Regions from separate parts of the Homo sapiens genome. Here region 2 is linked to region 1. Evidence: read pairs that join two places in POLR2A ChIA-PET (ENCODE). Cell type or tissue: Caco-2. All regions are shown on one strand. Links, peaks and the distances in the headings refer to the core of each region. The heading gives the core; the rest is flanking DNA. Region 1 has its middle 27 kb from the start of CEBPB-AS1. Region 2 overlaps RNF114 (ring finger protein 114).

Region 1 (15,106 bases), core at 3,549-8,548:
CCATTCTCTTAACACATGATAACATTTCCAATCAAGCTGAAGTCAGTTCTGGACCATCTGGCCAGGGCTGGCTCCTTTTCACTCTGTCAGCGTGGTTTTATAATTTTGGGGTTTGAACTTCCAGATCTTTGTGTATGCATTTCTTTCATCTCTGTGTGAATGTGGCTTTTCCTTCCTTCCTTTCTTTCTGTTATATCTTTTAAAATGTGAACTTTTACAGAAGTCTAAGCAGGGTACAGAAGATACATTTTTACCACCTGAACACACCAGTGTGAGCAGCACTTGGATAAAAAAGCAGAACTTTTTTTTTTTTTTTGAGACAGGGTCTCACTCTGTCACTGTAGACTGGAGTGCAGTGGCGAGATCTCGGCTCACCACAACCTCTGTCTCGCAGGCTCAAGCGATTCTCCTGCCTCAGCCCCCTGAGTAGCTGGGATTACAGGTGTGCACCACTACTGCCCGGCTAATTTTTGTATTTTTAGTAGAGACAGGGTTTCACCATGTTGGCCAGGCTGGTCTTGAACTCCTAACTTCAGATGATCCACCTGCCTTGGCCTCCCAAAGTGCTGGTATTACAGGTGTGAACTACCACACCTGGCCTGAAACAGAACAAACATTTTTAATCACTGAAAAATGTTTCTGTCTAGGACAACTGCTCTCCTGACTTCTAACAGATTACATTGTTTTGCCTGTTCTACAACTTCATATCAATGGAATCATTCAGAGTATTTGCTTTTGTGTCTGGCTTCTTTTGCTCAGTTAAACTTTTAAAGTTCCTCTATGCAGTACTGTACAGCTTCATTCTCACTACTGTGTTGTGTTCCACTGTCCACTGTGTGACTATACCATAGTCCAGTCTACTGTTGGTAGACAGTTGGGTTATTTCAAGGTTTTGGTTGTTGTGAATAAAGCTGCCATGGACATTCTTCTTTGTGTCTTTTTTCTTTTTCTTTTTTTTATTTTATTTTACGAGTTGGGATCCTGCTTTGTTGCCAAGGCTGGAGTGCATTGGTGCTATCACAGCTCACTGCAGCCTTGAACTCCTGGGCTCAAGTGATCCTCTCATCTCAGCCTCCCGAGTAGCTGGGATCATGGCTATGAGCCACTGCACCCAGCTCTTGTTTGTGTCATTTGGTGGATGCCAGCTCTTGTTTCTATCAAGTTTATACCCGAGGCATCATCACTGGACACATCATTCACGTGTGTTGAGTTTCTGCATATTTCCAAACAGTTTCCAAAGCATTTCGCTACTGCTGTCCTCCATATTTCTGGCCCATCTCGCTCCTTTTTTTTTTTTTTTTTTTTTTTTCAGATGGAGTCTTACTCTGTTGCTCAGGCTGGAGTGAGGTGGCACCATCTCAGCTCACTGCAACCTCCGCCTCCTGGGTTCAAGCGATTCTCCTGCCTCAGCCTTCTGAGTACCTGGGACTACAGGTGTGTGTCACCACACCCGGCTAATTTTTTTGTTGTTGTATTTTTAGAAGAGATGGGGTTTTGCCAGGTATCCGGGCTGGTCTCGAACTCCTGACTTCAAGTGATCTGCCTGCCTCAGCCTCCCAAAGTGCTGGGATTACAGGCGTAAGCCACCATGCCTGGCCCCATCCCTTGATTCTGAGTACACCTGGAGAGGTCAGTCTTTTTAATATGAGCTATTTGGCCATGTGTGTAGTAATATCTCATTGTGGTTTCATTTGCATTTCCGGATGATCGTTCTTTTTAATGCCTTGGCGACCTCACACCAGCCATCTCAATGGGACTTGTTCCTGTCCTTCCGTGATGTTCTTGAGAGCCGTCCACATGGTGCGTTTGCCAGTTTCCTCCTTTGGAAGGTGGCAAGGTCTTCCCACTTGATAAGGACGTCTCCTGTGACTTTGCCTCTGCCCCATATTTCTAGTCCATCTCTTTCCTTGACTCTGAGACCTTTCTGTAAGCGGGGACTCCATGATGTTCACACACTTGGTGCCCGGTAAATAAACAGCTAGTAAATGGACTGACGGAAGCAAAGGGGAAGAAAAACAAAAAAAACCCTCCTCCCCCAAACCCCAATTTGGTTAATTGAGGGGTTCCACTGGGGTGATTTTTGGTCAATTGGAGTTTGCTTGTGAAACCGGTAAGAGCATGGACAATCAACCATAAGGTAGCAACACGCACTGAGCCCAGCACTTTCCAGAGAATTATCACACTGTGGATGTCACAAGGATGTTGGGAGGGTCTAGCTGGCCGGTGGGATCAGCTACCCCTCAGGCCTCCGATATTTTCCTGAGGTTCCACAACCGGGAAGTGGCTGGGTAAGGTTCCTAGACCCAGGGCCTCTGATCCTACTTGCCACGATGTTTCCATCTTGTTCTGTGCTGTGTCTGCAACTCACAGCCTGGCACACAAAAGACTCTCAAAGATGTGCTCCAGGAATGACTTTGATGAGCACACACCACACACCAGGTGCTGTGCTAAGCCCGGGGATACAGAAGAGAATAAGGCGGCCCCAAGCCCCACCTTCATGGCGGGTCCATTATTGGGGTGGGGGATACAGGTGGTCCGATGATGAGTGCTAGGGAGGAAAATAAAGAAGGGGAGGGAGAGGAGAGTGTGTGTGTGTTTGTGTGTGTGCATGCAAGAGGGAGAGAATCAGAGAGAGAGTGCGTGAGTGTGAGGAAGAGAAGGATGTTTCACTTAACCACAGAGGTCAGGGAATGCCTGGCTGAGGGAAGGTGCTATTGGGTGGGGTGGGGCGGGGGAGCCATGAGGTCTCTGGGGAAAGAGGGAATGGCATGGCAAGTGCAAAGGCTCTGAGATGGGACCATGCTGTCTATGTTCAAGGGACCGCAAGGAGGCCAGTAGGGGAGGTGCCATTGTGAGTGATGGGGAGAGAAGTAGGATGGGAGCTGGGAGGTGGTGTGTGTGTGTGGCAGGGGTGGGTGGGGTTCTGAGCAGGGCGGGGATATGCCTGACTTCTTCCTCCTAGGGTTACAGGGTGGGTGATGTCGGCCAAGGGGAGGAGAGAACAAAATGAAGCAGTTGGTGGAAAGTATGCAGCCTGTGGTCTGGTACACAGTAAGCACTCAATAAGTAGCAGAGTATGTGTGGGTTTTGGATGAGTGACCGCTAAGCTTTTTTTTTGACACAGGGCCTTGCTATGTCACTTAGGCTGGAGTGCAGAGGCACAATCATAGCACATTGAAGCCTCTACCTCCTGGGCTCAAGTGATCGATCCTCCTGCCTTGACCTTCCGAAGTGCTGGGATTACAGATATGAGCCACCACACCTGGCTGGAGTGACCTGCTAAGTTTTAATGGGATTCCTGGTGGGTTGGGTGATACCTGAGGGGACCTGCCTACTTGGGACTCGCCCCATGGAGGGCTCAGTGACCTCAGATGAGCTGGAGGTGGGGAGGTGGTGGGCAGGCGAATGGGAGGAGGAACTGGTTGGGGGCAGGCACACAGTGTCCCGACTGGGAGGGCAGGCCTTTCCGGGCTCCCCACCAGCTCCCCTCAATCTCTGTGTGTGGTCCACAGGCAGGACCCCCATTTGGGCTCTGTTTATGTGTGATTACAATCTGTGGTCTGTCTCTCCCATAGGTGCTAAGTTCCCTGGACAGGAACCCATCTGTTGTATGGGTGGCTGTGTCCTCAGCTCTTAGAATGGCACTGGGCACATAGCAGGTGCTCAGTGACTACTGGATGGAGGGTGAAGGGTGGGTGATTTTGTCTACGAGCAGAGAGATGGGTAGACGGATGGATGGTTGGATGGCTGGGTGGTGATGTGAGCAGCACTGAGATGGAGGAGAGATGGATGGGTGGGTAGGTGGGTGGGTGGAAAATTGGGTGGGTGGATAGATAAATGGACCAGTAGCTGACAGGAGCCTGGACCAGGGTGGGGTAGAATTCAGTAGAAAACTTCTGGCCCAAGAGTTAGAAGATGGGGGTTCGAGTCCAGTCTTGCTACTGAGTAATAACAAGGTCTGTGGAAACCTGGACTTGTTCTATTGTTGCTCTTTGCCTCTGCTTCCCCATTATTGGTTTTTCAACTTCATTATTCCTTTTATTGTATTGGATAGATCCCCTTTTATTCAATCCCTGGATGTTTCTGAAGCCTCACTGCAAGAACAGAGTGAAAGGGAGCTGCAGAGGAGATGGGGGGCAGGGCCCAGCCCTGGGCAGCCCCCGGGAGTCCTGCAAGCCAGGGGCACAGCTTGAACACTTAGCCTGACTGTTCACCATTTTGCCACAGCTTCCTCCTCTGAGTCTTTCCTCTCCAGGGTTCCTCCAGTGAAGCCTCTGCTTCCAGTGGTTTGGAGCAGTCCCAGAAATCTGCACTGTTAACAAGCCTGCCTCATCGTTCTGAACTTATTTCTGGTTAAGATTCACCGACACCTTCTAGGACTGCTGGATCCTATAGTTCAGCAGCACCATGTGAGTGCGTGTGTGCATGTGTGTGAGCACGTTTGCATGCATGTAGGGGACATGGGGTGGGTGGATGGTTGCAAGGACACTTTCTGTGTTTAATGTGAGATTTTATGTATTAAAACAAGACTGGAAACAACTGCAGTGTTCATGAGTGGGGCCGGTTAAGTGCCATGAGGCCAGTCCGCTCCACTCCTTGGGGGATCCTGCAGGCATTACAAATAAGGGAAAAGGTTCTGATAAGACACGATCTCCAAGACATCCTTACATGAAACAGCAGGTGCAAACGGTGCCTATTGTTTCACCACTTGTGTTAAAACATACATGCAAGAAGAGAAGTGTGGGTATTCGTGGACAATTCTGGAAGAACACACAAGAATCTGAGACCAGGGTGGTCCCTGGGGAGGGAAACTGGGGGGCTGGGGGTGGGAGGGAGAATGATGGCATTTTCTGAATCCCTGCCGGAGTCCTAGGTTCAAATTCTGCCTGTGATCAGCAGCGTGGCTACCCCTAAGCCGGTGGTGAGCACTCTTTGAGCCTGGTTTCCCCGTGTGTAAATGGGGCTGTGTTTGCAGTGTGGGGCTGGGCTGGCGTGCAGGGCCCAGACACTCTGCTCCTGTTTTGGCTTCTGTTTCCCAGGAGGCTCCTGGTCAGGCCTCACCTTCTAGCAGCCCCACTTGGCCCAGGGAGGGTGGGTCCCCGGGGAGGGGGTGGCCCGGTCCAGGGTGGGGCTGAGCTGGAAAAACCGGCAGGTTGGGAGCAGTCTGTGCAGGCACCATCTTCACTCCCCAGCCTGGAGGCTGTGGGGACACTCACTCCCACCCCACGCCCCTGGGAGGCTGGGACCAGAGAGAGAGAGAGAGAGAAAGAGAAAGAGACAGGTAACGAGGGCGATACAGAGAAAGGGAGAGACAAGAAAGGAAAGAGACAGAGGGAGACATTCAGAAGCAGAGATTCAGGCTGAGAGAGACAAAGATTCAGAGTCAGGAGGAAGGGGGCAGTGGAGCTCGGGTGGGGGTGGGGGCAAGGTTGCCTCTGGCCAGGTGCCTGGGACTGGACGAGGCATGGGGGCACTGGGGGGTGGGGTGGGGATGTCCATGCACCCACTGACCATGGGACAGGGGTGCAGGGAGCTGGAGCCCCCCCATCAGGACATCTCCCACACCTCTGAGCTCCAGCTGCAGGTCTGAGTGCTCCTGGGAATCCTCCGGGGCCTCTCACTTCTTGCCCCTCCAGGCCTCCCTGGGGATGTGAACCTGGCAGCTGCCTCTCCAGGGGGCCCTCCCAGAGCAGAGCTGGGAGGGTCTAAAGTGCAGTCGAGCTAATTAGTGTTAGGCACCGAGATAATCGCAGCTTGGAATGTTCCTTAGGAGGTCCTGGTTGGGGCAGGCAGCCTGGGGGCCATGAGGGTGCCTGGGATTGGCCCAGTAGGTCTGCTGGCTCCTAGAACCCTGAGTATTGGAGTGGGAGATTTAGGAAGCCTGGATCTTTGGGTCTTAGGGCTTGCAGTCTCTCAGTCCTCTCCAGGCCATCCTGTGTAGCAGCCAAAGTGACCCACTGGACTCCATTCTGACCATGTCCACCCCAGCCCCTGCCTGAAGCCTTCAGTGGCTCCCCATGGCCCTTAAACTGAAATCCACCTGCCTCTCCTCAGCCTAGGGGAGGCTGGTGATGAGCTCTTGATCCTGCCTCATCACTCTGACTTATTTCTATTTCTGGAACATTCCATACTTGGCCCACCTCAGAACCTTTGCATATGCTGTGTCCCCCAGCATGCCCCCTCATCCAAGAGCTCTCAGGCCTCAGCTATACATCACCTCACTGGGGAGGCCCCTGATTCCTGGCTTGCCTGGTCTCCCTGGATGCACCACGTAGCTCCCACCCCCTGCTTCCCAGGGCTCAGCGCTCTCTGTTCTCATAGTGGCATTCCTCATTCAATGTCTGCTTCCTCCACCCATGGAGTGGCAGCTCCATGAGGGCAGACTCCGGGTCTGCTTAGTCACCGTGGTGTCCCCTAGGACCTGACATGCAGCAGGTACTCCACCAGTGAGCTACTGACCACCAAGGAAGTGGACTGGACATTTCTTGCAGTGTGGACTCCTTCTACGTTATGAAGGGACCCTACTGAGCCCTGGGCTTCCCCTGTGCCCCTCCCACTGCCCCAGCCCCAGCCCCAGCCCCATAAGCTCCTGCGTCTTGAGACTCCACCAGGTGGCCCTGGCTGTGATGTCGCAAGGAATCACTGGCCAGAATCTGGTTGAGATTATCTCCTGGCTGGGCATGGCCCACGTCTCCACGCAGGGCTGGGACCACAGGCCGCCGCCTCAGGGTCCCTAAGTGTCCCACTGTGCCTCTTGTCTTCAGCTGCAGATAACAGCATTGGTCCAAGGTGGCCTTGCCTCAGCTGCAAGTGCCCGTGCTAGGGACGCGCTAGGTGGCCTCAGGGAAGTCCTTGTCTCTCTCTGGGTCTCCAGGTCACACAGAGTAGGGTCCCACCCCACATGGGAAAGCAAAAAACTGGGTAGAAATGGGGTCTCTGGTTGGGAGACCTTGGAGGAAAAATAACAGTGCTTCTCAAGGGGGGGTGAAGTGAGAAAGTGGTTGGTGACACATGAGGGGATCCCCACGTGTCCCCAGCTGGGGGGCACAGACAGTCCAGGGTGACTGACCTGCCCCAAGTTCCCTGAATGCCTGAGGTTTACCAGTGTCCTGGGGCCCAATGAGGCAGGTGTGGAAGTGTCCTCGTAGCATGGTGGAAAGAGTTGGCAAGTGAGGCCTTGAGCCGTTTCTAGGGCACTGATCCCATGGTGCCTCAGTTTCCTTCTTGTGAAGCAGGTACAATAAGAGTTTCTACTTCACGGGGATACTGTCCTGAGCTCACAGAAGGCAATTGATCACTGCCACTATTATTGCCTCCTAAAGTCTTGTCTCACCCTGTCTCCACCTCTCTGTGCCTCCTGCCCCACCTGGCCTGGGTGATTAACCCGAGTGAGTGCAGCAGCCTCCGACTGCTCTCCTGCTCTTAGTCTCAGCCCTACATCTATTCTCCACATGCTGCCAGACAGAGTCTAAGAAACACGGGCTGGCTGAGCGCAGTGGCTCATGCCTGTAATCCCAACACTTCGGGAGGCTGAGGCAGGCAGATCACCTGAGGCCAGGAGTTCGAGACCAGCCTGGCCAAGATGGTGAAACCCCATCTCTATTAAAACTACAAGAATTAGATGGGTGTGATGGCACACGCCTGTAATCCCAGCTACTTGGGAGGCTGAGGCATGAGAATTGCTTGAACCCAGGAGGCAGAGGTTGCAGTGAGCCGAGATTGTGCCACTGCACTCCAGCCTGGGGGACAGAGCGAGAACTTATCTAAACAAACAAACAAACAAAAAAACATGAGCTGGGTCACGCTCCTCCCCTGCTCCACAGCCTCCAGGGCTCCTACTGCCTTCAGAATAAAGATTGGCCTCCTTATCCAGACCCACAGGTGCTGCACAGTGGCGGCCCCCTCCCCTGATCTCTGGCCACTCTCACTGTCACTTGCCCTGCTAGAGCCACCTTGGTTTTCTTTCCATTGCACCCAGCTCCCACCTGCCACAGGGCCTTGGCACACTTTGCTTTCTCTACTGGAACACTTTCGTTTCTCCTCTTCACCTAGTTAATGCCAGATCTCAGATCAGGTGGACCTCTGGTAGCAGGTGCTGTGGGGATTCCCCAGAGCCTCTTTGGTGGGATCTGCATGCATCTTCCTGCTGCCACACAGTGTTGGCTGCTGTGGGCTCCCAGCTGGGGCCCCTTAAAGCTGGAGTCCTGCCTCGCTGAGCAGGAGCTGCCTCCCATCCCCCAAACAGAGGTGGACACAGCCAGTGACCAATGAGACCAGGACTCAGGCCTCTTACTTTGAGGTGGGAGGAGTGTGGTGGTGCAATTCACGTTCCAGAGCTCCCCGGGGGATCAGGCCAAGTGAGACTCAGCGGAGGCCATATCCTGGCTTAGCTCCCACCTTGCCCTGTCCTGCTTCTCGCACCCTTCTCCCAAAAGCATGTCCTCAGTGAATCACGTGCATGCCAGTCCCCAAGTCAGGCTCCTCTTCTGGGCAACCTGACCTAAGATGCCTTCCCTGCCCTCCCTGTCCCCCTTTCTGGTCTCTTCTCCATGGATCTCTCCTTGCAGCCCTGACTATGGCTGTGTTTTTACACTTGCTTGGATGATTATTTGATTGAAATCTGTCCCCCACCCCAGAATGTAAGGCAGGGATCATGTTCCTTCTGTGTTCCCAGCGCCCATCGTGGGCTTGGCACATAGTAGGTGCTCAATCCATATTTGTTGAATGACTGAATGAATCATAGCTGGGTGAGTCAGAGCTGGGCACTATCAAGGCCCCAGTTTCTTCCTATCTCATGGTTCTGCCGTCTCCACTCAGCCCAGCTCCTCATGGTGCCACGATGGCTGCCAAAGCTCCTGCCATCTCTTCCTCATACAGCCAAGCAGGAAAGGCCCTCACATGTCCTGTTAAGAATGAAGAAACCATTCCCAGAAGCCCCTTGGCAGACTTCCCCATCTCACTGGCCACAGATGCATTCCATGTCCAGCCTCTGCCAATTGCTGCAAGTGGGGAAGGGGACCTAATCAGCATCTGTGCCTCGAATGTCGTGGGTGGAGTCCACCCACACCCACTGAGCGGGGATCTGGCTGCCTACGAGCGCAGACCCCTGAACTTGGGTCATTTTGACTATTCCTAGGGCTGTGGGTCCCCCACCTGTCCTTCCTCCCTGGGGAGCCCTTGGGTGGTGGAGGTGAGAAGGGGGCGGTGCTGGGTGAGGGTTTCAAGCAAATGAGGCGGCCAGACACCTTCACCTCAGTAAACATTTACAGAGCCAGGAATGCAGAGGAGGTGGTGAGCCCAGCAGATGAGTGTGTGGGGAAGACACCACCTAGGCCAGAGGTACAGATAGTGAGACAGGGAGACATGGGGGTGAGATGGAGAGACACAGAGAGACACCCTGAAAGAACTGATGTGAGAGACACAGAGGGAAAGAGAGAGGCTGAGAAATAAAGAGGGGAGAGACCCAGAGACAGAGGCTTTGCCGGGCAAGCTTTTGCATCAGGCCTGGAGCAGGCAGAGGCCCTCTTCCAGTGGGCGTGGTGACCGCACCTCGTTCTCTTTGGCTGAAAGTCCCAGGCAAGCCCCTTTTCCAGACTGGGCCTTGGATCCTCCTGTGTCAAATGGAGCTGTGTCCACACACTGGGCCTAACATGGACCTGTGGCCTCCTGTGACCCAGAAACAGCCTTGTGTGGTGGAAGGGAATTGTCACCCCCAGTGGAAGGGGGAGGCAGTGCCCAGGGGCATGGCGAGAGGGTGGAAGGGGGATCTGGACCACGGAGTGCATGTTTCTAAAGCCTGTGTCCTGTCTGTGCCCCACAGGGCCAGTGTGGGGCCAGGAGGGGTGAGGGTGGGGCATGGGGGTACCCTTAGGGGTGGTGCTGGCCGCCAGCTCTGTGTGCCAGTGACGAGTGTTCTGGTCATAAGAATGGCTGCTGGGTTTGAATGCTCCCCAGGTGCCAGGCACCAACCCCACCAGGGTGGTGCTGCTTAATTTCTATTTAGTTTGGACTTCCCATTTACAAACGAGGAAACTACATCTCAGCGTGGCAGCGACTTCCTAACAACGGGGTGTAGGCTTTGGGGTCGGAAAGGTCTGGGTCCGAGTCCCCGCTCCATCCCTGACAGGCTGGGGGACCTAGGCAGTCATTTCCTCCTCCTAAGCATCAGTTTCCCCATTTGTAAAGTGGGGAAATAAGTTTAAGGGTGACATGGGGATCGGATGAGGTGCTGCCAGAGGGTTCTTAGCACAGGGCCGGGTACACAGGAAGCACTGGATGAACGTTAACCGGGCCATTGGATACAAGCTTTTAAGTAATTTAAAATAATTCCTTTAATGGCTCTCCTTATTTTTTTTATTTTTTTTTTAAGGGAAAGAGCTGAGGTCCAGGGAGGGGAAGGGACTTGCCCAAAGTCATTGGCCAGGTGGAGGGTCTGAGGTTTGAACCCTGTGGGCCCTGAGGCCCTCTATACCACCCACGATGGCTCAGGCCTGGATGGCCTGTTTGCGACTCAATCCTCATGGGTTGAGAAGATGCCCATAGCCTGGCCTGATAGCCCTCTGGCCTGACATCAGCTACAACCACCAGTTGGGGCAGTTGCAAAATCCCTCACCCTTTGCCTGTCGATAAAGGGTGCCCATTGCAAAACTCAGCGGAGAAATTATTAAGGGTTGTGTCATCCTGTGGCCAGGCCCTGGGTGCCTCTTTCCTGCCCGGAAGCCTGGGTAGGGCCGACTGCTCACTCTCTCCCTCCATGGCCCTGACCCGAGAGAGAATGGGGTGGGGGTCAGCAGGGAGCTTGCAGGGAATGCGGACGACAGACCCCAGCACTGGGGCCGTCATAGTCCCTGATTCTTAGGAAATGGCAGCTCCATCCTTCTGGGTGCTCAGGCCCAAACCTCGGGTTGTCCCTTCATTTCCTCTCTTGCCCTGCATTCGATAACTGGCCAGGAAATCCTGTCAGCGCCACCTTTAAAACATCCAGAACCTGCGTAGGTTTTCCCCTCCGCTTCCACAGCTGAATTCAAGGCCACCATTCTCTCTCCTGCAGTAGCCTCCTTGCTGCTTTCACTGCTGTCATCGTCACGCCCCACTTCCCCCGTGCAGCCAAAGGGATGCTGTTAGAACCCCACTCAGATCCCATCTTTCCTCTGTTTAGAACCTTCCTTGGCTCCAGCTGCAGAGCAAAACCTGAGGTCTTTCCCAGGATCACAGGGCCCTGTCTGATCTGGCCCCCATGGCCTTTCTGACCTCATCCTCCCTCCTTTCTTACTTGCTCACTCACTCCAGCCACACCGGGCCCCTTGCTATTCCTCCAACACACTGGGCATGACCTAACTAGGGCCTTTGCACTTGCTGTTCCTGCTGCCTGGAATGCAGTTCCTTCAGCTCTTTCCCCCAGCTGGATGTGCCACTTTATTCAGATCTCATCGCAATGTCACCTCCTCAGGGAAGCCTTCCCCGGCTACCTGCTGAACTGTCACCTCCACCATCACTCCAGCCCTTTCATCTTTCTTCCCTACTTGCCATCATGTTATACATCTGTTATTTGTTTGGTCAATGCCTGTCTATCTCTTTAGTATGTCACCTTCCACACTGCAGGGACTGCTGTCTGTGGTGATCACGATGCTTTCTGAGCACTCAGCACAGGGCCCCGCACACAGTAGGGGCTCCACAGAGATTTGTTCAATCAGTGAATGGGCGCGCAGGAGGGGTGGCTGTTGGCCCAGATGATGCTTCAGCAAACATCACAAGTGTCCTTTCTCTGGCTGATGGCTCGAGGCTGGTGCCCAGAACAGGCTGCTGTGGAGACGGCTTCCCTGACCACCCTGTCAAGTAGCTCCGACTGCCCAACCCACACCCATGCTCTCCAGTCCCCTCGCCCCACACTTCCCACAGTCTCAACTTGTTTTGCTTCTGTATTTTTCATGGGCCCCTCCTCCCCCGAGAATGGAGCTCTCTGAGAACAGGGTGTCCTCTGTTGGCCCCACTGTCATCCCCCTGAGTGTCCAGTGCAGGACCCGGCACCCCATGGGAAGTGTTTCATGGCAGGTTGATCAGGGTTTGCATCGGATGCCCCATCTGCCGGGCTAGTTCTGGCTGGGAGGGTGTTAGGAGGAGATGCTGTGCTCGGACCTGCGAAGTCACGGGGGAGATGGGGACCCACTTGGGCCTTAATTATAACACATCCCATAATGATATGGTGTTATAATACGCACACAAAGTGTCCTAATCTGATATTATATCTGGGTTTTGTACAATAGATACAATCGGCTGGCTGCAGTTTGCTAATTCATTCTCGACCTATCTCCACGCTCCACCTAGATGACTATCGGCTTCCTTAATTAAGTGGAAGGCAAGCTCTGCAGGCGATGCTTGCAGTCCCAGCACCGACGAGTCCGGCCTGGCCCTCCCATAAGCTGGGATAATAGCTACTCCCACATGGGGCGAGGCTGGTTCTGCCTTCTTCATCCCAACCTCCTGTCCCAGTCTTGGGCGTGACAGGCCTGCTCCAAGGCCTGGTAAGCCACAAACGCCAACCACCAAGGGCTCAAACCGGCGGCCTGTGGGCCGGGCCGGCCTCGAGATGTGTTGGGTTTGGCCTGCATGGTGCTTTTGCTGCAAGTTAAAATGAGTTGCCAACTATGAAAAATCAGAATGTCGTACACAAACATCCAGATTCCCGGCTTCTCTTGGGAAATGGGAAGATGCAGGGACTCGGGTTCATAGTCCTGGGTGCTGGGGCTGGGGAGTGGCTGTCCCCTCTAGACAGGACATGACCACAGTTGTCTCCTGCCAGTTTCACTTTTATGTCCCTGCCCGATCTTGTAGGCAGTTGAGTTTGCAATCCCTGCTCTGGGCTTTAACAATCAGTTACCCCTTGGCAAGATGGGACAGTGAGGCTCAGAAGAGGCAAGTGACAATGGTCATTGCACAGCGAGCTGGAACTCAGGTCACAATCATTCAACAGGTCTTTATTGAGCTCCCACTGTGTACTAAGCCCTGGAGACAAAGACCACAACAGATATAGTTCTTGCCTTCTGGGGGGTGACAGTCTGTTGTTCCACAGGCATACCATCCACCCTTATTGCTGGAGGCAATAGGATCTGTTAGAGACAGGTCCTTTATGATCCCTCAGAGTAGGTGGAAGCAGATTCCCCATAGCTTCTGGGCCCCATCCAGGCCAGAGAATGGACTCTGAAAGGTGCAAGGGGAGTGGAAGCAGCCATCTTGGAAGGAAGCTCTTGGCAAGTGTTCTTACTAGAGGGGGATGTCCCTAATCTCCTACCTGGGCTCCCAGAGAGCAGGAAGGATGAGCAAGGTGGGCTCAGAGGGGTCGCAGGTGGGGGTGGTGGGGGACAGGAGGGGAACAGAGAAGGCACAGTGGCATCAGCTAGACAGAGCATGGGGACTTTCCCATCCTGGTTGAACCAAGGGTGAATCAATTAGGTCCTTCTAAGACAAGAAGTGGAGGGCAAGATGCTGAAATACCCAAGCTGCCCACCTACTAGTCCAGGAGAAAGGGCTTTGCTCAGCCAGTCTGGGAGGAAGTGTTTGTCCTCTTGCCTCCCACTCCACTGCACCACCCCTGGCCCGGAGGAGAAAGTGCAGCCTGGAACCTCTGTCCCCAGTGCCTCAATGCTGGACCCAGCTTGGGCCATTGCAGACCAGCTGGCCTTCCAGGAGCCACATCTGAAGAGCATCAAGCAGCCCACATGCTCCGTGGCCAGCTCCCCACTGACGCGGGGGGATGAATAACAGTCCCAGCCATCATGTGCATTTGCTAAAAATAAACTGACATACTTTTTGCATTGGGAAACAATGTGGATTCCAAACATTCTCAAAGGGCAGAGAGGGGAAAAAAGGAAGAATGGAAATCAAGTTTTCGAGCTTAGCAATTAATTAGTGCCTGTAAACAAATGACTCATGATCTTTCCTGACTATTTTTCTTTCCATTTTGCGTGGATTTTCGCAGGGACTCAGGGAAGAATGCCAAATGAGCCAAGCTGATAGGCAAGACAGGACCCAGATGGGACTGTCTTGAGGGGGCGTTGTCCAGTTGGAGAGTGTGAGGAAGAGCATCAGGTGGAAGAACAACATGTGCGATGGCTATGAGGACTAAAAGATCTTGGCATGTCCAAGGAACACTGAGGAGGCCCATGTGGCTGGAGTAGAATGGGTGAAGGGGTGAGGTCAGATAGATCCACGGGACTTGGAACATACAGACCCTTAGTGGTGTATTAAGGCATTTATATTTGATCTAGAAGACAGTGGGAGCCATGAGAGGGTTTTAAACCAGGAAAGAACATCATCTGATTTATATAATGGTGTCATGTAAAAAACAGATGATCAGGCCAGACACAGTGGCTCACACTTGTAATCCCAGCATTTTGGGAAGCCGAGGTGGGTGGATCACCTGGGTCATGAGTTCAAGACCAGCCTGGCCAACATAGCGAAACCCTGTCTCTACTAAAAATACAAAAATTAGCTGGGCATGGTGGCAGGCACCTGTAATCCCAGCTACTCAGGAGGCTGAGGCAGGAGAATCACTTGCACCCCGGAGGTGGAGGTTGCAGTGAGTGGAGATCGTGCCATTGCACTCCAGCCTGGGCAACAGAACAAGATTCTGTCTCAAAAAAAAAAAAATCAGAAAAATATATTCTACATGTTCTCTGTTGTTTAGATGCTTCTGATACTTAGATTTCCTCAACAAATGATTATCTAATTGTTATGTTTCTTAGGGGTTTACACATGTAATGTTTGTTTCCTCTCCTTAGAACATCAGCCCTATGATAACAGGGACCTTGTCGGTCTTGTTTACTTCTGTGTCCTCAGTGCCTAGACCACTGCTTTGCACACAGTAGGAGCTCAGCAAGGGCTTTTCAAGAGAATGAACACTCTGTGCAATGTCAGAGGCCTCATTCCACCTTACAGGGCAGGGAGGTCTTCCAAGGCCAGTCTGGATGGTCCCCAGGAGAGGCAGGTTTTATTTAGTTCAAAATAAGAAGAAGTTTTATGGCTGGAACATCGATTCTGCAAGGAATTGAACCCCCTGGTAATGGGGTCATTCCAGCTGGGCCCATGCTATCAGTCCCACAATGGCCCT
Region 2 (15,106 bases), core at 463-5,462, 270 kb before region 1:
AGCCTGGGCAACAGAGCACGACTCTGTCTCAAAAAAAAAAAAAAAAAAAAAAGTAACAAAACTTTGTTTTCCATGATAGCACAGAGATATTTTTCTGAAACCTGGATTTGGCCTTGTTTTGTTAATACCTTCCTTTTAAACTCCTGGCTCCCTACTGTTTATGAGGAAAAGTCTGTTAGATTTTTATTTCCTCAGATACATATCAATTTTAAGCCTAAATTAGGCCTAGAATAGTCTTCCCTTCCTCTGCTAGCTGACCTCTTTTTTTAAAATGCCAGAGGGGTAATGGGCCAACATCTGTAACAAGGTTCGAGGGTGGCACATCTCACACATGCACATGAACACCCAGTCCTCAGGTTCATGAACTACAAAAGGATCCATCTGAACCCTTTTTTTTTTTTTTTTGAGACGGAGTCTCGCTCTGTCTCCCAGGCTGGATGGAGTGCAGTGGCGCGATCTTGGCTCACTGCAAGCTCTGCGTCCTGGGTTCATGCCATTCTCCTGCCTAAGCCTCCCGAGTAGCTGGGACTACAGGCACCCGCCACCACTCCCAGCTAATTTTTGTATTTTTAGTAGAGACGGGGTTTCACTGTGTTAGCCAGGATGGTCTCGATCTCCTGACCTTGTGATCTGCCCGCCTCGGCCTCCCAAAGTGCTGGGATTACAGGCATGAGCCACCGCGCCTGGCTGAGCTGAACCCTTTTAAGGCTGATCAGAGATGCCGTCTCTGCAGTCTTCCCCTCCACCCCCCCCTTGAGACAGAGTCGCACTCTGTTGCCCAGGCTGGAGTGTGCAGCCACCTCTGCCTCCCAGGTTCAAGCAATTCTCCTGCCTCAGCCTCCCGAGTAGCTGGGATTACAGGCATCTGCCACCATGCCTGGCTAATTTTGGTATTTTTAGTAGAGACGGGTTTCACCATGTTGGTAAGGCTGGTCTCAAACTCCTGACCTCGTGATCTGCCTGCCTTGGCCTCCCAAAGTGCTGGGATTACGGGCGTGAGCCACCGCTCCCAGCCTTCACTGCAGTCTTACCAGCCCTTTCCTTCTCAGGTCACTAGTTGATTTTCCCTTTATGTTCCTGTAGCGCTTTGCCTTCACCTGTAATGATAGCAGCTCCCGTTTGTGGTGCGTTTTGTAAGGGCTGGACACTCTGCCAGGGGTCTGCTATACAAACTGTATCCTCCCAGCAGTCCTAGAGGTAGGTACTACTCTCTCCATTTCACAAAGGAAAAAATGGAGATTCAAGAAACCCCACTGAGATCCTTCAGTGGCAGGGCCTAAGGCTTGAAGCCTCAACCTTAACACCTTCACTGTGTCTATCACAGGAGTTTGCATTTGTTTCTGTAGTTGTGTGTTCTTTGTAGTCCACTCCTATCCCTCATTTTTTCTGGCTTGGAAGGACTTAGTATTTGAACTGGGAGGAGAGAGCAAGTTGTTTTTTACTCCATTATCCATTGATGTCTTTTTAAAAGTTGATCCATATTTGTCGTCTTGTCTCCATGATGCGTGACAGAGGTTCTCTGTATGTCTTGTTCTAGCTTTTGCTCTGCATGCCTGCAGGAATGTCTGAAGCCGAAGAAGCCTGTCTGTGGGGTGTGTCGCAGCGCTCTGGCACCTGGCGTCCGAGCCGTGGAGCTCGAGCGGCAGATCGAGAGCACAGAGACTTCTTGCCATGGCTGCCGTAAGAATGTATGTGGAAGTGATGTGGAAGAGTCCATGTCTTTCCATGATAAGTTGGGGTAAAACGTACAGCTGCCATGTTGTTGCTGAAGTTAGAGCATGACTAGGTCACTAACAGCACGCGTGCATGCCAATTACCTGTGGTGATGGCTGGGCTGGTTTGTTTTCATAACCTTACTGGTTTTTGTTTCTTTTTTTAAGAGTTGGTTAAGTATATATTTTAGGTTTGAAAGCCATAGAAATCAGTTATCCCAGTTTTTTCCTATAAAAGATCAATTATGGCCAGGCGCGGTGGCTCATTCCTGTAACCCCAGCTCTTTGGGAGTCCGAGGCAAGAGCTTGAGGCTAGGAGTTAAGAGACCAGCCTGGACAACATAGTGAGACCTCATCTTTACAAAAAAATAAAATTAGCCGGGTGTGGTGGTATGTACCTGTAGGCCCAGCTACTCAGGAGGCAGAGGCCAGAGGATCACTTGAGCCCAGGAGTTTGGGATTACAGTGATCTATGATCATGCCACTGCACTCCAGCCTGGCTGACAGCAAGACCCTGTCTCTTAAAAAAAAGTCAATATGAAATCATTGGATTGTAATAACAATAGCTAACATTTGAAATGCATCCATGCTCTTGTATAATCAGAGTCAAGTATATTTATTTTCATACCTGTTATAACTGCTACTGGAAAGGAGAAATACTGTTGTCTTATTTTCCAAGAGATATACACAGCCTTGTTGATTTTAGAATCATTAAAATTTTTAAAATTGCAGACCATACAAAAGTACACAATAATGTAGGCTTGTTCCTCATTCCAGAGATTACTTCAAAATTCGTTCAACTTAAGGCCTGGCAAGGTGGTTCATGCCTGTAATCCCAACACTTTGGGAGGCCAAGGTGGGTGGATTGCTTGAGTCCAGGAGTTCTAGACCAGCCTGGACAACATGGTGAAACCTCGGCTCTACTGAAAATACAAAAAACTAGCAGGGCATGGTGGTGTGTGCCCGTAGTCTCAACTGTTCGGGAGGCTGAGGTGAGAGGATGGCTTGAGCCCAGGAGGCAGAGGTTGCAGTGAGCTGAGTTCGTGCCACTGCACTCCATCCTGGGTGATAGAGCCGGACCCTGTCTCAAGGAAAAAAAAAGTGATTTAATTTCGAAAGCTGCATAACATTTTCTGCCCTTTGACAAACACTGTAGAATTTTTACCAACCAAGTTGTAGGATTTTTGCAAAATGAGATTATACTATAATATATATATTTCTTCAACTTTTTTCACTTTTTTAAATGTACACTCATTCCCAACTTTTTTTTTCCACTTTTCAGGTTTTTTTTCTCTTACATATTGGACAGCCTTGCATGTCAGTTTCATTATTTTTAACACTTCGGTATGGATGCCCATAGTAAGAATATACCTTACCATCTCCTTTTCAGCGTGATTTAGTATTAGGGATGCATAGTAGGGCCATTTCAATGCTGAATAGGGCTATTTTCTGTGTCTTAATTGGGGGCTTCACTCTTGAGGCTGGGCATGGTGGCTCATGCCTATATCCTATCATTTGGAGAGGCCAAGGCAAGAGGATCACTGACCCCAGGAGTTCGAAATCAGCCTGGGCAACATAGTGGGACTCTGTATATACCAAAACAAACCAACAAACAAAACCAGCTGTGTGTAGTGGTGTATGCATGTAGTCCCAGCTCCTTGGGAGGCTGAGGTGGGAAGATTGCTTGAGCCCAGAAGTTTGAGAGCAGCCTGGGGAATATAGTGGACCCAGTTTCTACAAAAAAAGGAAAAAAAAATTGAGGATTCCTCAGTTTGTAGCTTAAAGTCAAGTTCTTGAGCTGGAGGTGAGACAATCATCATGGTAAGCTGGAGCTCAAATATTGGAGCATTTTTTTCCCCCTTTGAAGTTTACTTTTAGAAACTCAAAATATTGAAATACAATTCCCTACTGTCTTCTTTTTTTTTTTTTTTTTTTTTTTTTGAGACGGAGTCTCACTCTGTTGCCCAGGCTGGAGTACAGTGGCGTGATCTCAGCTCACTGCAGGCTCCGCCTGTTGGGTTCACGCCATTCTCCTGCCTCAGCCTCCTGAGTAGCTGGGACTACAGGTGCCCATCACCACGCCCAGCTATATATATATACACACACACACACACACACACACATACATACACACAGAGATATATATATATATATATATATATATTTGTATTTTTAGTAGAGACAGGGTTTCACTGTGTTAGCCAGGATGGTCTCGATCTCCTGACCTCGTGACCCGCCCGCCTCAGCCTCCCAAAATGCTGGGATTATAGGCATGAGCCATTGCACCCGGTCTCTTCATCTTTATTTATGCATGCATAATGTGGTTTTTGGTTTTGTTTTGTTTTTTTTCTGAGACAGGGTCTGGCTTTGTTGCCCGGGCTGGAGTGCAATTGCGTGGTCTCAGCTCACTGAAACCTCTGCCTCCCAGGCTCAAACCATCCTCCCACCTCAGCCTCTCAAGTAGCTGGGACTACAGGCATGTGTCACCACGCCTGCCTAATTTTTTTGTATTTTCAGTAGAGACGAGTTTTGCATGTTGCCCATGCTGATCTCGAACTCGGGAGCGTGAAGTGATGGCCCACCTCAGCCTCCCTCAGGATTACAGGTGTGAGCCACCGTACTCCGCCCATGATGGGCTTTTTGTTTGTTTTACTGTATGCTTTTGCTTTTCTCCATTTTCAAGATTAGTGATTGTACTGTTGGCATGCCTCAGAAAATGTTTTTCTTTCCTTTATCTTCCCTCTTTTCTTCAATTCTTAAAACTTTCTTTCTTTTTAGAAAACCTGTAATGAAGCACTATTCTCTGGGTTTTCTTCTCTTTCTGTTTTACTGTTGCACAGCCTAGATTTTATATGAAAGGCTGGGCCGGGCGTGGTAGCTCACGCCTGTAAACCCAGCACTTTGGCAGGCTGAGGCAGGCAGATCACTTGAGGTCAGGAGTTCGAGACCAGCCTGGCTAACGTGGTGAAACTCCATCTCTACTAAAAATATGAAAATTAGCTGGGCCTGATGGCACACACCTGTAATCCCAGCTACTCAGGAGGCTGAGGTGGGAGAATCACTTGAACCCGGGAGGCGGAGGTTGCAGTGAGCCGAGATGGTGCCACTGCACTTCAGTCTGGGCGACAGAGTGAGTGAGACTCTGTCTCAAAAAAAAAAAAAAAGAGAATTTAGATTTTAAAGATTATTTCTCAGAGGCTGGTGATAGATACTTTAACCAGGGTTAGTGGCTTTTATATGTTTTACCTAAAGGATCACTTTTCTCTGCTGCACATAACAGAATGTGGTTTTTGGCTTGCTGTAAGGAGACTAGTTTAAATGCTAGTATAGAAAACTTTTAAAAACATCCTAGATTTGGAGCTTGTCTGTGAGCAGACAGCCTATCATGAATAGGAGCAAACCTCTAGGAGAGTTATTTTAGAGTGGAAGTGGATATCCTGATTTAGTCGAATAAAATAGCAGCCTTGGTATTAATGGGAAATCTGCAATAATCAGGGTTTCAGCCCCATCAGCGTAGTCAGGAGTTTGGTGAGATTATTTGCCAGGGTGGTGTAGGTCTAGTTTTCTTTGTGCCCTTGTTTGGGACTATATTTTGCCTGTTGCAAGGTCCTCACTAACTTATGGGCTCTGATTCTTCCTATTTGAGTTCTTCCTGTCCAAGATCCGGTCCCACGTGGCTACTTGTTCCAAATACCAGAATTACATCATGGAAGGTGTGAAGGCCACCATTAAGGATGCATCTCTTCAGCCAAGGTAAATGACTCAGTCTCCCCTTAGGTGGAGGTCATCTCTTGCTATTAATACAAAGAGGTTGCATGCCCAGGGGTTTAGTTGTATGAATTGTTATGCTGGCTAAAGCTGATACAAGTATTTTGGGAGGAGTATGCAAGGGAGGACTCTGGTGTTCACTTCAGATGTTAGCTGAGCTATATTCTTTTTTTCTTTTTTGAGACAGAGTCTCGCTCTGTTGCCCAGGCTGGTGTGCAGTGGTGCAATCTCAGCTCACTGCAACCTCTGCCTCCCGGGTTCAAGCGATTCTCCTGCCTCAACCTCCCAAGTAGCTGGGATTACAGGCACCTGCCACCATGCCTGGCTAAATTTTGTATTTTTTAGTAGAGACAGGGTTTGTCATGTTGGTCAGGCTGGTCTTGAACTCCTGATCTCAGGTGATCCGCCTGCTTTGGCCTCCCAAAGTGCTGCGATTACAGGCGTAAACCACCACGCCCGGCCAGCTGAGCTGTTATTTTCACAACACTTGACCTGAGTCTGAAGTGATCATCAGCATCCTTATCATTACACATTTGGTGAGCTTTGCTCCTTTTTGGAGTGTACTGTGGTTGAAGTTTAATGGAAAGGTACTCACAGAAAAGTTTTCTTTTTTCCTGTGTTTCACCTTCCAGGAATGTTCCAAACCGTTACACCTTTCCTTGTCCTTACTGTCCTGAGAAGAACTTTGATCAGGAAGGACTTGTGGAACACTGCAAATTATTCCATAGCACGGATACCAAATCTGTGGTGAGTAACCTTTTTTTTTTTTTTTAAACTTCATTAAGGGAAAGGATCAAGCTTGGAGAAAAATGACGGGATTAGTAGAATGAACTCCTGTGTGCCCTTCACCTAGATTGACAGATTGTTAACATTTTACCATATTTGCTTAACCATGCTCTATAGTACACATTTTTTGCTGACCACTTGGGAATAAGCTACAGATACCATGACCATTTTTGCACCCTGAATACTTCGCACCCTGATACAGGAGTGTGTATGTCTTAAGAACAAGAATGTTTTCTTGGAAAATTATATTTTTGTGTGTATAATTAATCATATTCAAGAAATTTAACATTGATTCAATCTAATGTCTAATGTGAAATTCATGTTTTAATTTTAACAATTGTAATGTCTTTCATAGCAATTTCCCCCTCCCCCCAAGGCAGAGGCAGGGATGGTACACGAGTTCTCTGTCCTCTGGGTGCTACATTAAGTCATGTGATGTCTGTTGTTGGTAACATTAACTTGGTTCCCTTGGTGTCCACCAAATTTCTCCATGAAGCTGCCATTTTATTTTTGGAAGTAGCTTCTTCATAGTTGTGGGGAAAGAGGATTTAGGTGAAATTATTAGGAAAAGGCTTATCAATCCTTGGACATTTTACTCAGATATTACCTACTGGCATGTGTAGTCTCCTTTAAAAAAAAAAAAATGTAGGCTGGGCACGGTGGCTCACACCTGTAATCCCAGCACTTTGGGAGGCCAAGGCGGGTGGATCAGTTGAGGTCAGGAGTTCAAGATCAGCCTGGCTAACATGGTGAAACCCCATCTCTACTAAAAATACAAAAATTAGCCAGGCATGGTGGCGGGCGCCTTTAATCCCAGCTACTTGGGAGGCTGAGGCATGAGAATTGCTTGAACCTGGGAGGCAGAAGTTGCAGTGAACTGAGATCCTGCCACTGCACTCTAGTCTGGGCAGCAGAACAAAACTGCCCCCCCCCCCCCCCCCCCCCCCAAAAAAGTATTTGTTCCATCTTAGCAATGTGTTACCTTTCTCTCTCAATGTGATTGACAGACCAGGTCTTTTTTTATAGTTAGGTGTATACTTCCTCTATAGTTTTAATTTTTCCATTTATCTCATACTGCTTCTCTTGAACTACATACTCTGTTGTATGGGCAGCCTTCAGCTCCATTGCTGTAAACAGTGGTGCAGAAATTTTAGAATTTTAATGAGCTTTTGTGAGAGTACTAGGGCAGCTATCAATGCTCATCTTAAGATGGAACTGGCCATTTTGAGAAACATATCTTTGCCTGTATCTATGTATGTTTATAAGCTAAAGTCTTAGATACAGATTGACTTGGTTAAATGTTACTTGCACTCATAATTTTGTTGGATACTGTTATTGCTGAACTTTTCTGGTATGGCAGCCTAATTTTCTGTCTTTTTCCCCTCCTTTGGCTTCTGAAATCCCTCTGATTATGTTGTCTATGTTGAGGCCTTCTCTTCAGCCTTTGGCCCTCTGTTCTGTCTTCCTCTCCCTCTGCAAGTTTTTTTTTTTTTTTTTTTTTTTTTTTTTTTTTTTTTTTTGAGGCGGAGTTTCGCTCTGTCGCCCAGGCTGGAGTGCAGTGGCGCGATCTCGACTCACTGCAAGCTCCGCCTCCCGGGTTCACGCCATTCTCCTGCCTCAGCCTCCCGTGTAGCTGGGACTACAGGTGCGCGCCACCATGCCCGGCTAATTTTTGTATTTATGGTAGAGACGGGGTTTCACCGTGTTAGCCAGGATGGTCTCGATCTCCTGACCTCGTGATCCGCCCGTCTCGGCCTCCCAAAGTGCTGGGATTACAGGCGTGAGCCACCGCGCCCGGCCCTCTGCAAGTTCTTAACTCTGCGTTTCTCCCTTCCCTTTAGAAGCCATCTCCTTTTCAGTCTCTAGTCCCACCCTATGTTCTAGCTCCCCAGCTACAGCTGCCTGCCCACCTTTTCCACTCAGTCTTCTACCATTCCAGATTTCTCTCTTGTCAATCCCCTTTATCACTGTATCTTCCTTGCTGTGGGGTAGGGTTCCACCTTTAAGTGGGGGCACTTAGGTCTTCTCTCTCCCTGGCATGAGTTTTCTGCACTCACTGGTCTGGTTGTTTACATGTGTTGACAGTAACTGCCGCCTTCTGGCCTTTTCTCCGTGCTGCTGCCTCTCTTCTGGAGCACAATTTTTTTTTTTTTTTTTTTAAGACAGAGTCTCACTCTGTCACCCAGGCTGGAGGCTGGAGTGCAGTGGCACAATCTTGGCTCACTGCAACCTCCACTTCCAGGGTTCAAGCGATTCTCATGCCTCAGCCTCTCAGGTAGCTGGGACTACAGGCGTGTGCCACCATGCAAGGCTAATTTTTGTATTTTTAGTAGAGAAGATGTTTCACTATGTTGGCCAGGCTGGTCTCAAACTCCTGACCTCAGGTGATCTACCGCTTTGGCCTCCCAAAGTGCTGGGATTACAAGTGTGAGCCACTGTGCCCGGCCTGGAGCACTCTTTCATGTCCTCTTTGCCTTTCCAAATACTTCCCAATCTTCAAAAACCAAATCAACCTTTTGTGTGAGGGCTTTTCAGCCTGATCCCCCTCTTCTGAGCATTTCCTTTGTTAAGATGCATGTAAGGCTGTGTTTTACTTCCCTGGGACATTGCTCATCGGCTTATTTTCTTAGTTTTCCTCATGCTTTTGGATTGTCTTGTGTGCTGGATTGGAAGGCCAGTCTAGGCCCCCCACCAGGCTGACTCACTTCTCTGCTTACAGTAGGGAATGAGAAAGGGTGGTATCATGATTTGAACTTTACCCAGTCCCACGTGTCATTTGACTTGAGCTGGAAATTTGCAGTGTTTTTTTGGGCTGCTGATGTGCACAGGAAGGAGTTACTGGCCCTGGACAGTATGTCAGGAAAGCTGTCCTGGAAGAAAGGAGGCCAGACACAGGCCACAGAGGGCTGGTGCAAGCTTGGAAATTGGGTGCCTAAGACCTTGCTTTTGTGTTGAAAGGTTTGTCCGATATGTGCCTCGATGCCCTGGGGAGACCCCAACTACCGCAGCGCCAACTTCAGAGAGCACATCCAGCGCCGGCACCGGTTTTCTTATGACACTTTTGTGGTAAGTCTGGAGCCTGGGCTCTGATCCCTCCCCTGGGGGAGTGGCACGGCTACTTCACTCTTCTCAAAAGGGGAAATGGGGATCCCCAGTGTTGAACTTTGTCGCTGTTGTGATGGGCTTCCAGTCTGTATACTGGATACAGTGATAAAGGGGATTGACAAGAGAGAAAAGAAGACTGAGTGGAAGAGGCGGGCAGGCAGCTGTAGCTGGGGAGCTAGATGGGCTTCCAGTCTGTATACTGTAGCTACTATACAGTTTCTATTCATGGGCCAGGCAGGTGGCCAGAGTGACATTTATTTACTTACATGAGATGGAGTCTTGCTCTGTCGCCCAGGCTGGAATGCAGTGGCGTGATCTCAGCTCACTGCAGCCTCCACCTCCCGGGTTCAAGTGATTCTCCTGCCTCAGCCTCCTGAGTAGCTGGGACTACAGGCGCATGCCACCATGCCCCATTACTTTTTGTACTTTCAGTAGAGACAGGCTTTCACTATGTTGGCCAGGCTGGTCTCGAACTCCTGACCTCGTGATCTGCCCACCTTGGCCTCCCAAAGTGTTGGGATTACAGGCGTGAGCCACCACGCCCGGCCCAGAGTGACATTTAAGAAGATGATCTGGGCTGGGCGCAGTGGCTCACACCTGTAATCCCAGCACTTTGGGAGGCCGAGGTGGGCGGATCCTGAGGTCGGGGGTTCGAGACCAGCCTAGCCAACATAGTGAAATCCCGTCTTTACTAAAAATACAAAAAAATTAGCCAGGTGTGGTGGTGGGCACCTGTAATCCTAGCTACTTGGGAGGCTGAGGCAGGAGAATCGCTTGAACCTGGGAGGCAAGGTTGCAGTGAGCCAATATCGTGCCACTGCACTCCAGCCTGGGCAACAGAGCAAGACTGTCTCAAAACAAACAAGAAGATGATCTGGTCAGTCTTTGAGACAGAGACAGTGATACTTGCTCTTTCCATCTCCTAGCCCTGCCACCAAATTTTTGTCTACTTTTCTTGTGGTTTATATAATTTCTGCCTGTTATAGAACTTGGTTTGGGGACAGGTGCGGTGCAGTGGTTCATACCTACAATCCTAGCATTTTTGGGAGGCTGAGGCAGGTGGATCGCTTGAGCTCAGGAGTTCGAGACCAGCCTGGGCAACATGGGAAAACCTTGTCTCTGCAAAAAATACAAAAAGTAACCAGGTGTGGTGGCTCCTACCTGTAGTCCTAGCTACTTTGAGGGAGCTGGGACAGGAGGATCTCTTGAGCCCAAGAGACGGAGGTTGCAGCAAGCTGAGATCATGCCACTGCACTCCAGCCTGGGCAACAGAATGAGACCCTGTCTCAAAAAAAAAAAAAAAAAACAAAACACACACACACAACAACAATTTGGACTTGGGAGGCTCAATCTCGCATGTCCATGGGGACCATAATTGAAATGATCCTCCTGAGGATTTCCAAGCCAGGTGGTGCCTGACTCGTTATGCTGCCATCACCTTGTTTTCCTATGGAAATGCAGGCGCAGCATTGCCTAGCTTCTCCACCCCCCATGCCCAAGCAGGACAGGAAAATTTCACAGGAGGTTTCACAGGTTTTAATTATCTTCAAAAATACTTCAGGTCAAATAGCATATATCCACTAGCCAAATACGGCTGTCAGGTTTATATTCTTTCCCTAGAGCTGGATGGTTTCAAAGGGGCACACTGTTGTCTTGCCATTATAGTAGTAGGTAACTTTGGCCAACTATATCAAGTAAACCTCTTACTTACATATATAGATGTCAAGTTAGGATTTTAGAGTGGTATTCGGTCTTGATGGCTGAATTTCAGTATCTAAGAAAGAAAGCTCTCTGCTAAATTGTCATAAAGAATATTTTTTCTCAGTCTGACAGTGTCTGAAACTCAGACTTCAGAATAACTGCCCTTTTTGTTAATGTGACACAGATGAATTACATTCATCTGTGTCACATTAACAAAAATGACTCATTAAAAATGAGTCCTAAAAATGACTCATTAAAGAGGGCTAGTTGCGCTATAGTTTCTGCTGTATTGTATGGCTCTAAAAATCTGATTCTGTACTGTGCACTGATTCCACCTCTCAGAAACAACTCTTCAGCTCAGTGCATCTGCGTGCTCTGTTCCGACAGACTTACAAATGTTCTGAGCACTTGGTCTGTGCCAGCCTCCATTCGTGTGCTGTCTGGGTTTCTCAATCTCCATTTAAGGGAGGCATCCTTAACTTCATTTAAGAATCAGGCAGCAGACTGGGTGCAGTGGCTCATGCCTGTAATCTCAGCACTTTGGGAGGCCAAGGCGGGTGGATCACGAGGTCAAGAGATTGAGACCATCCTGGCCAACATGGTGAAACCCTGTCTCTACTAAAAACATAAAAATTAGCTGGGCATGGTGGCGCACGCCTGTTAGTCCCAGCTACTCGGGAGGCTGAGGCAGGAGAATCACTTGAACCTGGGAGGCAGAGGTTGCAGTGAGCCAAGACTGTGCCACTGCACTCCAGCCTGGCAACAGAGCGAGACTCCATCAAATAAAAAAAAAGAGAAGGCAGCAGAGACAGATTAATTTTCCCAAAGTTACATACCTAGCATCACAAACAGTTGCACTGGGGATCCGGTCCCTGGCAACCTGCTCCGGATCCAGTTGCTAGGCTGTCCTGCTTCTACTGAAAGCCAGTCTTTGCATCTAGAAACAGTTGCTGAGGCTGCATGTCTCTTTTTGCCCTTAGGATTATGATGTTGATGAAGAGGACATGATGAATCAGGTGTTGCAGCGCTCCATCATCGACCAGTGAGCAGAGTCCGTGCTTGCTATCTGTCTCATGTTACAGAGCTTCCATTACATATTAAACGTGAAATCTATGACTCCTGTACCTTACCTGTTCAACAGACCTGAAAATGAGCCATGGCATTGGGACAGGGTCACTTCTGACAGGGGAAGTGGGTCCCCAGGTCAGCCCTTCTCTTCCCTTTGGGCTCTTGCCAAAGCTGTCTTCCCCTACTGTTAACCTTGTTTGTCACACGGTCGAGTTCGTATTGGTTCTCGGCTACTTCCTGGAGCTTCTGCCGCCTCCTGTGGAAGATAATCTAGCTTCTCCACCTCTTGTTTCACACTCATTCCTCCCATCCAGTGTTTGTCTCTCGGGTCCTTCAAGCCAGCCAGGACCTTTTCTGGGTCATGAATAGCACAATGAAGCAAGTGTCTCCTTTCCTTGTCCCCAAGGTGTGCAGACTTTGGCAGCCGTGCACCTGACCAGAGCTGAAGCTCCCGCTGGGCTGTGGGGTTGCCAGAAGCTGGGGTTGCCATCCCGGGGTACATGTCACCAGTCCTCTTGGGGTTTTGTACCATCTGATGCTGGAAGTTTTGATTAGTGATATTTTCTACTACTACATATTTAGAGTTCACTGGTTCAGTCTTAAATGCCTGCATGGTGCCTTTTTAGGATAAGGTATAACCATACATTTTTGGTGGAAGTGTTTCTGGGTTAGGGAAGTTAAAGTCTGTTTATCCGTAAGTGGGGAGGAGGGTCAGCTAAGAGAAGTGGGAGGGCCAGAGCTTTTTGGTTCTGATTTACAAATTAATGAAGTAGTTTCAAACAACGCGGTCATGTTTACCTCTCCATTTGGGAGCCTGCCTACATTCTTGTTCTAGAAGCACAAAAAATCCTCAGATGAATTAGAAGAAAGAGGTTTGGGGACTCAGCGGATACTAGTTCTTTTACCTTCTGCTTGGTAACTTAGATTAAACTGAGCATTGTTTTTCTGTCACAAATGTTTTCCTTATGACACTGGTTTCGACATGTAAAATGTGTTTGAAAACCTGCTTTGTAGATGCAGAGAGAAGCTATAGGAAACCCAGTACCACCCCTGGTCTGTTCTGACGAGACATCGTTCATAAGGCACAGCACATCGCAAGATGAACAGTTGTTAATAAAAGCTGTTGCTGGAAACTTGCTTTAGGAACAGCTCAAGAACCTTGGAGTTCATATTTCACAAATATTAATAAATATAAGTCCAAGAGCTGTCAGCCTAATCTGTAGGAGCAGAACCTCTGATTGACCAAAAGGCATATGGGTTTAGGTTGGTTTTTTGATGTCATATGTCTCTGATGGGGCTGCAAGTGCTACCTCGCGCTTGTACACTGCTGCTGTGGGGCTCCGCGCCTGCCGGTGAAGAGCTGCAGATGCCGAGAAGCCAGCAAACACAGGGCCCACTGGAAAAAAATAGTTTTTTCATTAGTATTTCTCGGGAGGACCCAAAAGTTAAGGTCAGCTTGTTCACTGTAATTTCTGGAAGAAGTTCACTCAGACCTTCCTGAATTCAGATCATCTCAGAAGTCTGGAGGGAAATCTGGCGAAACCTTCGTTTGAGGGACTGATGTGAGTGTATGTCCACCTCACTGGTGGCACCGAGAAACTTACTTCCTTGTATTAAGTGCACTTCTTGTATTTCTAATAAGATGACTTTCCAGAAAGTGAGATTTGTTATGTTCTGGCTTTTAAAAGGTAAAATATAAATAAATTTCATAACTTAATCTAAGTGGTAAGCTATGGTTCTTGTTTTCATTCAACACATTTGCCATAGCATGGGCTTGGGGAGTCTCCAGAAGATGGTTACCCTTTCTAGAAGGGAAGTTCTTGCTTGTTGCTGAGTCCTGTTTGGCGTCAAATCTCAGCTGATGCCACCAGCTGGGCCTCATGGTGCCTGTCCTCTGGAAAAAGAACACTTGTTACAGTTGGGAGGCTCTGGGAGGTGAGAAGTGGCAGCGCTCCATATAGCAAGGCTTTAGACATGCGGCTTCTGCTACGTGCGGGTAACAGCAGCAGTGCTGAGGGCTTGTAGTAAAGGGGCTCCGCAGGGTCAAGTTTCAGGTCCTGGATGTGTTTAAGTTCATACTCTGCTGTTAGCTGTGGGGCATCTAGCGAATATTTTCTGAACCTGTCTCCTATGAAGTGGGGATAATTTTATCTGCCTCTTAAGGATGCTAGGATCCAAGGAGCAAAGTACACAGAGCTCTCCCTGCACAGCGCTGCATCGTGGGTGCTCACTGTAGTGTTTGGCTGCTTGAGCTTCATTCCAATCCCATAGAAACGTTATTTTTTAATTTTTTTTAGTAAGAGATAGGGTCTCACTATGTTGCCCAGGCTGGGCTTGAACCCCTGGGCTCAGGTGGTCCACCTTGGCCTTCCAAAGTGCTGGGATTACAGGTGTCAGTCCGAGCCTGGCCTGGAACCTATTTGTTTTGTTTTGCTTTTTTGAGTCAGGGTTCCGCTCTTTTTGCCCAGGCTGGAGTGCAGTGGCGCAATCTCGGCTCACTGCAACCTCTGCCTCCCAGGTTCAAGTGATTTTCCTGCCCCAGCCTCCCGAGTAGCTGGGATTACAGGCGCCCACCACCATACCCGGCTAATTTTGTATTTTTAGTAGAGGTGGTGTTTCATCATGTTGGTCAGGCTGGTCTCCTGACCTCACGTGATCCGACTGCCTCGGCCTCCCAAAGTGCTGGTTTTACAGGTATGAGCCACTGCACCCGGCCCTGGAACCTCAAATTTAATACAGCCGAGACAGTTCAGCATCTCCAATCTTCACCCATGCCTTCTTTTGTATTATTCCATCTTGCAGTGGTAACTACCCAAGCCAGAAACCTGGGAGGCCTCTTCCTCCCTCACATCCGTGCAGGCCACCTCTGTCTAAGTATCAGCTGAGTCCTGGACGCCAGTTACCTCAGAATATTGCAATTTGTGCCTGTTTCTTTGAGGTCTGACATCCTCTGGAAATGAAGTCCC

What was found. Peaks named below come from ENCODE experiments on the same cell type or tissue, not always from the same donor. Only the 100,000 strongest peaks of a DNase experiment are listed, where the experiment ranks them.
Region 2: POLR2A ChIA-PET joins it to region 1 with 5 read pairs; 4 of 35 experiments call an interaction of 5 or more read pairs at or near these places.

Annotation. Positions count from the first base shown.
Region 1 is chr20:50,211,037-50,226,142 of GRCh38, forward strand. No RefSeq gene overlaps it. Among named protein-coding and RNA genes, the nearest start is that of CEBPB-AS1, 27 kb to the left of the region's middle. RefSeq lists enhancers at 13,161-13,661, 13,662-14,162. In Caco-2, for the core only: no CTCF peak of the experiment used is centred there; DNase peaks (open chromatin) are centred at 5,115, 5,715, 6,581 and 8,265; H3K4me3 peaks cover 502 bases.
Region 2 is chr20:49,940,024-49,955,129 of GRCh38, forward strand. It overlaps RNF114 (ring finger protein 114), which reads left to right. Exons shown (of 6, transcript NM_018683.4): 2 at 1,538-1,688; 3 at 5,359-5,465; 4 at 6,113-6,227; 5 at 9,225-9,332; 6 at 12,053-13,862. The coding sequence ends at 12,118. LOC124904976 (small nucleolar RNA U13) reads right to left here and starts at 377; the gene lies at 273-377. RefSeq lists an enhancer at 2,742-2,911. In Caco-2, for the core only: no CTCF peak of the experiment used is centred there; a DNase peak (open chromatin) is centred at 2,580.